Regions from separate parts of the Homo sapiens genome. Here region 1 is linked to region 2. Evidence: chromatin contacts called from ENCODE Hi-C or POLR2A ChIA-PET data. All regions are on one chromosome and are shown on one strand. The core of a region is the stretch at or near the end of the contact, and the rest is flanking DNA. Distances in the headings are between cores, read along the strand shown.

What was found. A loop is a pair of places that touch in the nucleus more often than their neighbours do. ChIA-PET counts read pairs that join two places held with the same protein, here RNA polymerase II (POLR2A).
Region 1: a loop to region 2 is called in a map of thyroid gland, with 3 times the contacts of the local background. The contact joins two enhancer-like sites. A Hi-C loop is called at or near these places in 1 of 168 maps with a recorded cell type or tissue (thyroid gland). POLR2A ChIA-PET finds 5 or more read pairs at or near these places in 1 of 52 experiments (activated CD4-positive, alpha-beta T cell).

What each region holds. Positions count from the first base shown.
Region 1 is chr3:181,692,776-181,698,041 of GRCh38, reverse strand. All of the region lies in intron 5 of SOX2-OT (SOX2 overlapping transcript), which reads right to left. Among named protein-coding and RNA genes, the nearest start is that of SOX2, 17 kb to the left of the region's middle. Within about 2 kb of position 2,376, at least 9 of the 41 ENCODE cell types and tissues checked have a DNase peak (open chromatin) inside an H3K27ac peak, as active enhancers do.
Region 2 is chr3:181,381,834-181,387,297 of GRCh38, reverse strand. All of the region lies in intron 3 of SOX2-OT (SOX2 overlapping transcript), which reads right to left. Among named protein-coding and RNA genes, the nearest start is that of SOX2, 330 kb to the left of the region's middle. RefSeq lists enhancers at 1,617-2,117, 2,118-2,618. Within about 2 kb of position 3,382, at least 2 of the 41 ENCODE cell types and tissues checked have a DNase peak (open chromatin) inside an H3K27ac peak, as active enhancers do.

The DNA.
Region 1 (5,266 bases), core at 1,127-3,626, 310 kb before region 2:
CACACTCAAATGAATCCCTCGACTAACTGATCTCAACTTCCACTTTCCCTTTTGGAAACAATTATGTTATTGGTTTACAATTGGTCTGGAGTCATCTAATAAGGAATTTTTATGGACTATCATTTAAACACCAACTAAAGCCTTTCCTATGAAGCTTGAAAAACAAATACATCAAAACAGAAAATTAAGTAATTTTTCACATGGTTGTTTCTCAAAAATTCATTTTGTATCACAGGATAAAGAGTCCAATCTCAGTTAGAAAAGAATGAAAGTCAAGACAATACTAAAAAGTTATGTACCTCCCAATACTCTCTGGATCAAGAAAAATGTGTCTGTAAAAGTGTGAGTGCATTGGGGGTAGAAGGGAAGTGAAGAGAGTAAATCAAGAGTGACTTTCACCAGAAAAGGCTAAGGTGGGTGAATTTGTTACTTAATGGTATTGTAGGAGAGGGTAGGGGCCTTATACAAAATTAAATCAATACTAGAAACTTCTTCCAACTAAAAGTGGAATGAGGAAGGGTGAATGTAAAATGTTTTAGCCAGTGTTTTCATAAAAAAGTAATCCACTGGAATAACTGAAGATCTCTTCCTGCTTCTTGTGTCATATGTATTTTTTGGATATCAAAACTTACAAAGGATGCTCCTAACTGAAAAAAAGCCATTTCATTTTTTTTACAACAACCTGAAAGAAGAATCTGAACTGCTGTCTTCTTTCCACTGAGGGGTTTTGGGCTGAATCTAAGACTGTAAGATAGGAGTGCATCCATGAGTAGCCCAAGGTGACTAAAGGTGAGGAAACCTGAGATATCTTATTACTTGGATCTATTCAATCCCAGCCATAAGAAAGCTGAAAAATCCCTCAGTTGACCTCGCTCTCCTGTGGCAGATCAGGACGACATATTTTTTTAGGCAAGTCCGCAAAAGTTGTCTCAAAAACTGTAATGCAATGACATCCCATCTGACATAGGGAAAGGCTTCAACGTTTAACTAAAAAATGTAGAATGTGAAACGCAAGGTGCAGGGCCAAACTGACAAACTGTCTTGATAGATGAGGGAATCAGGAACCAGTAGTCTACAACTGGAAAGCTGCTTTTAAAAAAACAAACAATAAACAAACCAAAAAACACAAACAAAAGCACTTTCTGTATCCGGAGGGCAGAAACTGAGGTGACTGACCAGTGCCTCTCTAGTTGGAACAAACACACATCACCCAGACGATGCTGGGTTGTAGAAATGGCTTTCTCACGGGGTTGGGAAATTTATGGGCATTTATTTAGAGGTGGCTCTGAATTGGAAACTTTACTGTTCAAAAGCGCTCTGGAGCCAAAGCTGAACCCCATATTTTACAAGCGCAAGCCTAGCTGGGGAGATGTGGAGGGTGGGGTTTTCCCCTCACCCTCAGATTGGGACTTCGGTGAATAAATATCATTCAGCAGAAACGACCTAGATTGAGGAAGAAAAAGAGAAAGGGGAAAAGGAGAGGAGGAAAGAAGAAAGAGAGGGAGGGAGGGACGAAAGAAAGGTAAAGAGGGGAATTTACAAAAAGGGAATTAAGCGGGCTAATGGCAGAGAGGATCAGCAAGAGGGGCACCGGGACCTGTTTTTAAATCGCGAGTGCTGCTTATAAGGAAACACGATACGCACGATCAGGGTCTGGATGTTCCAGGGAGCCAATGACCACACACATCACGAGTTTCACACAGATGGCATCATGTCATGCTTTAGTTATCAACTACCGTGAAAGCTGTAGCTTCTCTTTCCTTAAGCAATCAATCACGCCCTGACTGGCCACTTTCTACCCTCTGCACGTGGAAAGAAATCGGACTCAGAAGGCTCGAGTCCCGAGCCCTCGGCCTCCCGGTGCGGGCTCTGGGAGGCCGGGGCCGCCTCTCGTGACGCGCGCGCTCCTCGCCCTCCACTGGCCGCCCGACTGTGGGGAAGCGAGGCTCCAGCAGGCGCAGCGGCGCCAGGTCCGAGGGGGCGATTGCTTCCCACTTTCTGCGGGAGGTTTAGAAACGCGGGTGCTTTTAAATACACCTGGGTATTATGAGCATGTAATCTGGCCTAACACGATTGAATTATTCACTTAGAGAAAAAACAAAACGACCCGACACCCCACTTGACGCGCACTTCGAAGAGGCCTGGGGCCGCGGCGGGGCCGACGCCCACGCTGAACGCGACCTGTCCCAGGACGTGGCTTAAATTCAAACTCTAGCTTCGAACCTTTAGCCCGAGAACGCGCGCGCGCGCGTGCGAAGAGACCTGGAAACCTCATTTTTCAAAGCCTCTAGAATAAACTTGTCAGCCTGCTCGCCGCCTCTGTCCTTTCCTGGGTCTGTGGAAACCCGAGGAGAAACGGGGGCTGAGGCTGAAAGTGTCTTGAGGGATCGGGCCCGGCTGGGTGGGTCGGCCTTGTCCAGTTTCGCTGGAGTGGGGAAGCGGAGGCGCGGGCCGGCGGGCTGGGCTGCCCTGTGCCCCCAGGAACTGCGCCACCACCCGGCCGTGTCCGCCAGCCCCCTTCCGTGCGCGTCCGGCCCCCTGGCCTAGCGCGGCTCGGGCGCGGCCCTGGCTCCGAAGGAGGCTGAGGCCCCTCCTCGGAGCGGTACTGGCCGAGTGAGTCGAAGCCCGGGCTTTCCAGGCCCCCCTTCCCCACGCGCCTTCACGGGCTCGTGGGCTGCTCCGAGGCGCAGGCGGGCGGCCAAGATCTTGCTGACTCTAGACTCAAATGCGGAAATGAATTTGGAACCGTCTGTTTTTCCGGGTGCACAGTGTGTCCAGTTGGGTTCGTTCCCCGCACCCCGTGGGCGAAACGGCGAGCCCAGGAGAACCTCTCTGGAGGGCTGGATCGTGGTTCCCTGGAGAGCGGGGAGGGTTCGGGGGTGGAAAGTCAGGAACCGAGATTGGGCCAGCAAGGGACTGGGAGACCCTCTCAGAAGAGAGCGGCTCTCAGGTCAGGAGCCACGGACCTGGAAACCTGAGGTGGGGAAGGTGACAGTGCAGGCTCGCTGGCGGCCTGTCTGCTAAGTGGCCATGTACCTAGCCAGCATGGCCTGCCTTCTCACCCTTCTCACACTTCTGGAGCTCTGAGGCTCCCTCAGTCTGTTTTATGCTCTGGGACCTGACAACAGGGACTAGAGAAGGATGTAACTAAGTGGAAATTTAGAGGTAGAAGCAAGGCCTGTGGAGAGCCTTTAAATCCATTTAAATTCCTTTGTTATATACAAAATGAAGTTATACGTACAATCGTGTTTTGTCTTCATGTGTTAAAAGTATTAATTTTAAAATGCTAAACACTTAAAATATGCCACAAATTTTGTGACCCTTTTTTTTTTTCAGTTTCTTAATTTAACTATATATCCAGTGTTTCAATAAATGGAAATATCTCTGATCTCTCAACCTCTGAATAACAGGTTACTGGAGAGAGGGGAAGGGACCATGGATATTTGTCTGGTGTTTCTCTGGCATATCCTTACCAGGACCATGCTTTGAAAATCGCTTCTTGCATCAATCTGAGATAAATTTACTAGTTTTTTGGGTAAAATATTAATATCATCTGTTGGACTTCAAGAACAATTGAAACTAAGGCCATTTTCCAAGTGTACACCTTATGCATATTGTAATTACCAGTACGTAGTTGGATCTGCTAGACTTCTATTCTCTGAACCAAAATTCACATGAGGCAACCCCATGAACACAATTGTAGACTCAGTGCAAAATCTGTACATAAAAGTTGGAAAAGATATCTCAAAGTGCAATGGTTATATTTTATTTTTCTAATTCATATGCCCAACAATAGGGAGCTGGTTTGGGTGGCTTACCAATACAGTCTTAAAGAGAGTAAGTATTATGGTGAATTTTGAGAGAAAAGGAGAATGCCATTTTGGGTTTTGGAGGTAGAAAGGAATTAATGATCCAAAGAAATTGATTCCACGAATTTTTGTTCATATCTCCCCCTCCAGCTCCTCCTCCTAACACTCTCCCTTCACCTTTGAAGAAAGGGCAACATGTCTATTTGCTTGAGAGTGAAAGAGGAAAGGAACCAATCTTTAATGAGTATCTATTATGTACCAGATACTTTCTCTTATTTACTTCTCATAATAATACTATAAAATTGGAATTATTATACTTCCCCTCACCCCAACGTCCCCTCATTACAGAATAAAGGAAGATCCAGCTAGGTTAAAGATCTGTGGTTTCACAGCTGGGAAATAATAGATATTCAAATCTAGCTCTATAACTTTAAAACCCAGTCTGGTCTTTAGAATCTGGTAGACTGAGTCCCCATAGACTCAAGCAAGCATCACTGGTTGCTGACTGTTGTGGGTACAAGAGAAAAATTTGTTATAAACAAATTTGTTGTGGGCTTGTCTTTTTCTTCTCTCCTGTCTCTGGAAGAAAGCCTCTTAATTCTGGCTCCCCTTAGGATCTTTTGGCTACGGAGAAATTGACTAAAAGCAATAATATAAAAGTCTGTGCCTTTTTCCATACCAAAGTTGGGCCTAGAGTTTAAACTCAATTTTCAGATTATAGGTCTCAATTGGCATTACTTCTAAGGCTACCCATAGGCTGGCTTGATCCAGGTAATGATTTCATGAGGACAGACTCACATAGGTCAAACTAAGTATCACTCTTAAAACTCTAGCCTCAGAAACCCAAAGGATGGGAGGGAAATATAGTAGTAGCAGAACACATGACTGCTAATTAACCTTATTAACATATGCAAACCAGTGAACATTTATACTTTATTTTTTCAGGAAGGCAATTACAATTTTTTGCCTTTTATTAACTACCTCCCTCCACCCCTGATAGTCACCTATATCGAAACTGCCCTTTAAAAGGTCAGTAGAAATTATTTTAAAACATTCAAATATAAAAAAGTATTGTTATTTTAATAGGCACTGTGAATAGTTTAATTTGTATCTTGTATTAAATTAAACATATGGTGAACAGGGTATAATAGATTTTCTATAATTTTGCTGCCAATGTGGCAACAGCAGCCAGTTACTCTCACCAGCAGACTTGTCAGTGGTTTGTTTACTAGCTTATTTGAATTAAAATAAAGCTTCGCTTCTGCTGACTGCACATCATTATCTATGAGACCATAATCCTGCTAGCAAATCCTATATCTTCCAGAACTGGCTCTTTTGTTTGGGATTACTGAGAGCTTAGCCTATAACAAAGAGGAATAAGGCATCCCTCTCATCCTCATAATTAAGTGTGGGGACTAATTTAGAAACAAACCCAGAAAGATGTACTATTTGGAGTT
Region 2 (5,464 bases), core at 2,133-4,632:
CAGCGAGGAAGAGATAGTGACAGAGAGACTAATTATGACACTTTTGAATTAATGGCAAACCTGAATAAGTGTAAAGGCAGGGAAAACAAAGAGAAAGGTTTTGACCCAAGAATAATCATCAAGAAAGCCAGGCCTTGCTGACTGGTTATATGTGTGGGAGAAGAAGAGAGAGATTATCATTAGTTTTCTGACTTTTAGAGTTTAAGTGACTCGGAAAGTGGGTACTGATGTTAGAAACAAAAGTCAGAAGAGTCAGTTGGGGCCATTTTAGGCACATCAAGTTTTAGAAGAAAGTAAATCATGCCAGTAGAAATATATTTGGAAATGTGATTGGACCATGTGAACGTCCTAAGAGCTAGAGATTTTGGAGGTCTTCCAACTTGCAGGAAGAGCTGAAGTCACTGGGAGCTCATCCTGAGTCTTGCTCCAGTGATTTTTTGGGGGGTATGTGTCTGGAACTCAGATGAAATTCATCTCCAGGCTGCAGTTCTTTAAATAAAATATGTAAATCCATCCTAAAATAGAGCTTCACCGCCATCATGAGAAATTGTTCTCAATATAAATAGCTAACGCCCTATGCAAAAGGCTCGTGCATGAGTATCAATAATGTTGACAAAATTACTTTCTTAAAAAAAACTTCTATAAGGTACAATGAGTCATAAAACCTTTGCAAAGTAAGTTCATAAATATTGATTAAAGAGATGGCACAGACCAGATGATGGAGCACCATGATTCCTGGATTCTGTAATGTAATAGCAATTACTACCAGGGGTCAATCTCAGGTAAAAAATTAGATTGAAAGCCAGTATCAAAGTTGTTTCTATAATTCTATCATTTTTATATTGTATTCTATATGTCATTTATTTTTATCTTCTAAAAATGTTATTTAAATTCTAAAAATAATATAATGAGATTATATAGAATGAGAGGAGGGAAATGACCCATAATTCCTTGTAATTATTGTTACATTTACATTTTTATATTGTTGTAGTCATTGGATGCATACAATTATGCGTCCTTGTCTTTGTCCCTTAACATTGGTTTTTCTGTATATTTCAAGACAGTCTTCATAGCTATTAGTTTAAATGGCCACCCAAATAAATGCATCAAAACTGATTGAACCATGTTCTTGGTGATGGGAATTTAACTTGTTTCCACTTTTTCAAAACAAATAGTCTCTTATTCAATGTTCTTGTGACTATTTTTCTATATTTTGAATTTTAAAAAATGAATTAAGCTGCCAGAAAGGAAATTACCAGATCAAAGGAAAGCTGTGTTTTTTTATGGCTCTTAATACATATACCAGAATTCATCTCCCAAATTTTATTCTGATTTTCTCTAGTGACATCACAAAGCTACTCTATAGCACCTCTGCTAGCATTAGATATTATAATTTTTAAGTTGCTAATTTAGTATGTGAATGGACGTATTTTATTTTTATTAAAACCTAAATCTATTTTGAAGTGAATGCATTTTCTTTTGTAGCTTTTATTACGTGTGTGTAGTTGCGTATAAATCATTATTTTCCATCATAAAAGTAGTAACATGCATGCATTTCTATCTAAAATTTCAATCAGAACAATGGTGGATTTAGTGTGCATCCTTGGAGGTTTTGTGGCATGTTTTGACTTTTAAAATGTATTCATTCAACGTTTATTGAACACTTACTGTATGCCAGCCCCTGCTGCATATGCTGGGATACAAAGGGTAATAGACAAGGGGGAAAGACATTACACGCACAAGAAACAGTATTTGCAAAGGAATGTGAGGTGTGACAGAAAATGATGTTTTCATAGAACTATAGTTGCTCATTATTTTGGAGATAAAAGGCACTATATCAGTTATCCATTTCGGTGTAACAAACTACATAACAGCTTAAAACAACGCTTTTAATATTTCTCACTATTGGGTGAGTTGGCTGGACAATTTTCATTCTAGCTTTGCCTGGGTACACTCATGCAGCTGCATTCAGCTAGGAGATTGGCTGAGACTAGGCTCAGCTGGGACATCTGGGATGGCTGGGCATCTCTCTTTAAGAGCATATTCATGGAGGCTGGACCAGGCTGCACTTCTTCACATGGTGCCAACAGAGTTTCAAGAGGGCAAGCCCCAATGTGTAAGCATTTCTCAAGCCTCTGATTGTGTCACATGTGCTGATGTCCTAGTGGCCAAGCAAGTCACATGGCCAAGCTCAGCCTCAGTGTGGGAGGGAACTGCAACAGCATGGGGAGCCTGGAAGGTGTGATTCATTGGAAGTTGTTAGAAAAACAATCTCTTACAGTTACAATTAAGGGAATAATGGGCAAAGAGATTAGACACAGATGCCAGATAGCTGCAGCCCTCATGTGCTACACTGAGTTAAGATTTTTTTTGTTGTTGCTGTAGATCCTTAAGAATAACTGGAAGGGCTTCTGTAGTTTTGGAAGTATGACAGGGCTTTGTGTGAAGATGCCCTGCTCTGATTTCTAGTTTTAGAAAGATCACTTAAGCGGTCTTGCATATAGACATGAGAAAATTAGAACACAAATAAGATCATTGTAGCAGGAAGATCATGAAGAGGAGGAAATATGTTTGAGAAATATTTATTAGTAACAATAGTAAGATTCATTAAGCACCAACTATGTGCCGAAGACTTTACGTTTTATCCCACCCATCCTTATAACAATTGTTTTACACAGGTGTAACCAACTCTATTTTATAAGATTATGAAACTGAGGCTAAATAGTCAAGTAAATTCTGAGGTACTTAAGGAAAGTTTGTGGAAGAGCTGGGATGTAATCCTTCATCTATTTGATGCAAAGTCATTGGTTTTCTCACTGTCTCACAGAAAAATGAAAGGCTGGAAAGTGACAGTGTTGAATAGGTAATAGGTCAGGATGGCTGATAAACCGGTGGAGAAAAGCACATGCTTCTCTATCTTATTTATTACTCATGGGGTTAAACTTTCAGAGAGGAGCTGATGTCTTGGCTTCTGGATGCTGGGGTGGAGTAAGGAAGGGCAAAAAGCAGAAAGGAAAAGAGAGAGACTGAACATAATAGCTCAACATCTTTGACACAAACACTGGGGGTTTCTGATGCCTACTCCAGTGGCAGCAAGCTTTGAGCAACAGGACTTGTCCTGGGGAAAGTTAGCAAGTCAAGAAAGTTATTGGTATGATGCAGAGAAGATGGATAAGGAAATGTAATCTAAAATCTGCATTCATTTAGTGACTTTTTTTCTTTTAACACTGACTTCTTACTCCCCTCCTCATTTCTCCCTTTCAAATGGCTCTTTGTGGGTGAGTTACTCTTCTGAAATGCCTACTTCCTTCCTCTTTTGTCTTACTGTCTTGGTCCCTGGGGAGAATGGAAATTAGTTAAGTGTGATGGGTGTTCAGGAGGCAGGCTTTGGTCCTTGGCCAAGAGAGAACTAATTCCCCCAGGAGTAGCCAAAAGTATCAGCTTCACAACTCCCCTTCTTAGAGCTGAAAGGGTTTCTTTGTTTCTTCAATATTCCAAACCAGGGCAGTTACATGTTTTGAGAAATCCATGATTACACCCAAACAAATCTCTCAAATCTATTCAAACATCAATTAACATTTATTAAGCTGTGGAGAGGAGAGTCAGATTGGAGATACATAACGTAGAATAAAACAAAGCCTGTACTCACAATGAATGTATAAGCTTTAGGAGGATAGGGGGCCATCTTGTGCAGGAAGTTATGTCATGTAAACAATAATCATAATGCAACGCAGACTGAAATAAGCACTCAGTAGAGGTATGTAACTTGATGCTGTGAAGAGGGAGAGAAAGGAAAATTTCATGGAAGAGAAGGCATTTGAATGGGTCTTTGAAGGATGAGACGGGGTTGAGAAGAGTGTACGAGGTGGAGGGCACAGTCCGAGCCAAGCGCACATACCTGGAAAGTGCCCAGTGTGGTTGGGGAATGGCTGGATTGTAGAAGTTAAAAATAACAGAATTTTTTTTTTTGGCCAGTATAAGAAATCTCAGGGCTTTTGAAATGAGTCTTTCTTTTTCTCCAATAAAGTGTCCTCTGAAACAATGTCATTCATTCAAAAACTGTCGAAACATCACTAATCTTGTTACAGTACGTAGCTAGTCAGACATGAGCAGGGCAGGAGTGCCCACTCCCGACCCCCAACCAGAATCATTAGGTGACCATCAGGTCATGGTCAGGTGGTTGTTAATTGTCTCTCTAAAATAAGAATTGATTACAGCCAGTACCAGGGAAAGGCAGTCTTCCAATAGACAGAAAAAATCTGAAACTGGTGATCAGCAGCTTCCTGATAAGATCTCAAGAGTTGGGTGAGTGGGCACAAGCATGCTCACTAAGAGGCAAAATGGCAGAGTTTAACTGGTATATGACCCTACTCTAGAAACACTCAACTGATAAGGGAATGCCTCAAGTGAGCATGTGCCCAATTTCAGGTAACACGCTGTGCATGTGGGCCCTCCCAAGTGCCGACAGGCCACTGCACATGTCAACAGTCCACCCCAAGGGAAGAATCAGGGGAGAAGTAACACAAGACCCCAGAAGCATGCCAGCGTATAAAACCCCAGGTCAAAAAGTCAGACTGTGCACTTGATTTCTCAAGTTGCCTGCTTGGCCCTCTTCCAAGTGTACTTTACTTCCTTTCATTCCAGCTCTAAAGTTGTTTAATAAACTTTCACTCCTGCTCTGAAACTTGCCTCAGTCTCTCCTTCTGCTTTTTGCCCCTCAGTTGAATTCTTTTTTTCGAAGAGGCAAGAATTGAGGTTGCTGCAGACCTGTATGGATTTGTCACCTCTTACAATCTTAGATCAATTTATCTTGATTAGTTATATTAATGCAGGCTTATTTTTCATCTACTCCTCAAGGATGTAGCAAACAGGTAACGAAGGGTGGCACATCAAACCACGATCAGCAATTATTTGTTATCTCTGTGTACTCTGCCTGGCACATAGTGTGTAATTATGAGTATTTGTTGCCTGGATGAATAAAGGTTATGGTGTGGTAACAAGCAGCTCCAAAACCTCAGTGGTTTAACACATTACAGGTTCATTTCTTGCTCACGCTACGGGATCAGTACAGGCCAGCAGGGAGGTCTGCTCATACTAATGACTCAGAAACCCATGCCAAAGGAAGTGCCACCTTGACACATGCTCCCACAGTCATCAATACAGGGGAACAGGGACGTGGCAAATCTTCCACTAGCTCTTAACGTTTCCATCCAAAGTGACACAGGTCATTTTGTCTCACATCTCATTGTCCAAAGCAAGTCATATCACTAGACCTGACTTCAAAGAGAGCAGGGAAGATAAAGAGCATCAGAATATTTGTGAACAGCTCTAATGATCACCATACTGGGTCACTCATATGGCTGATTCCTTTAACTAAGCTTTCATCTTATATAAGCACACTTAATAAACATATTTTTGTGAATGAATATTGTGAAAATACTATTGCTTCTGTGTGCATAAGCAA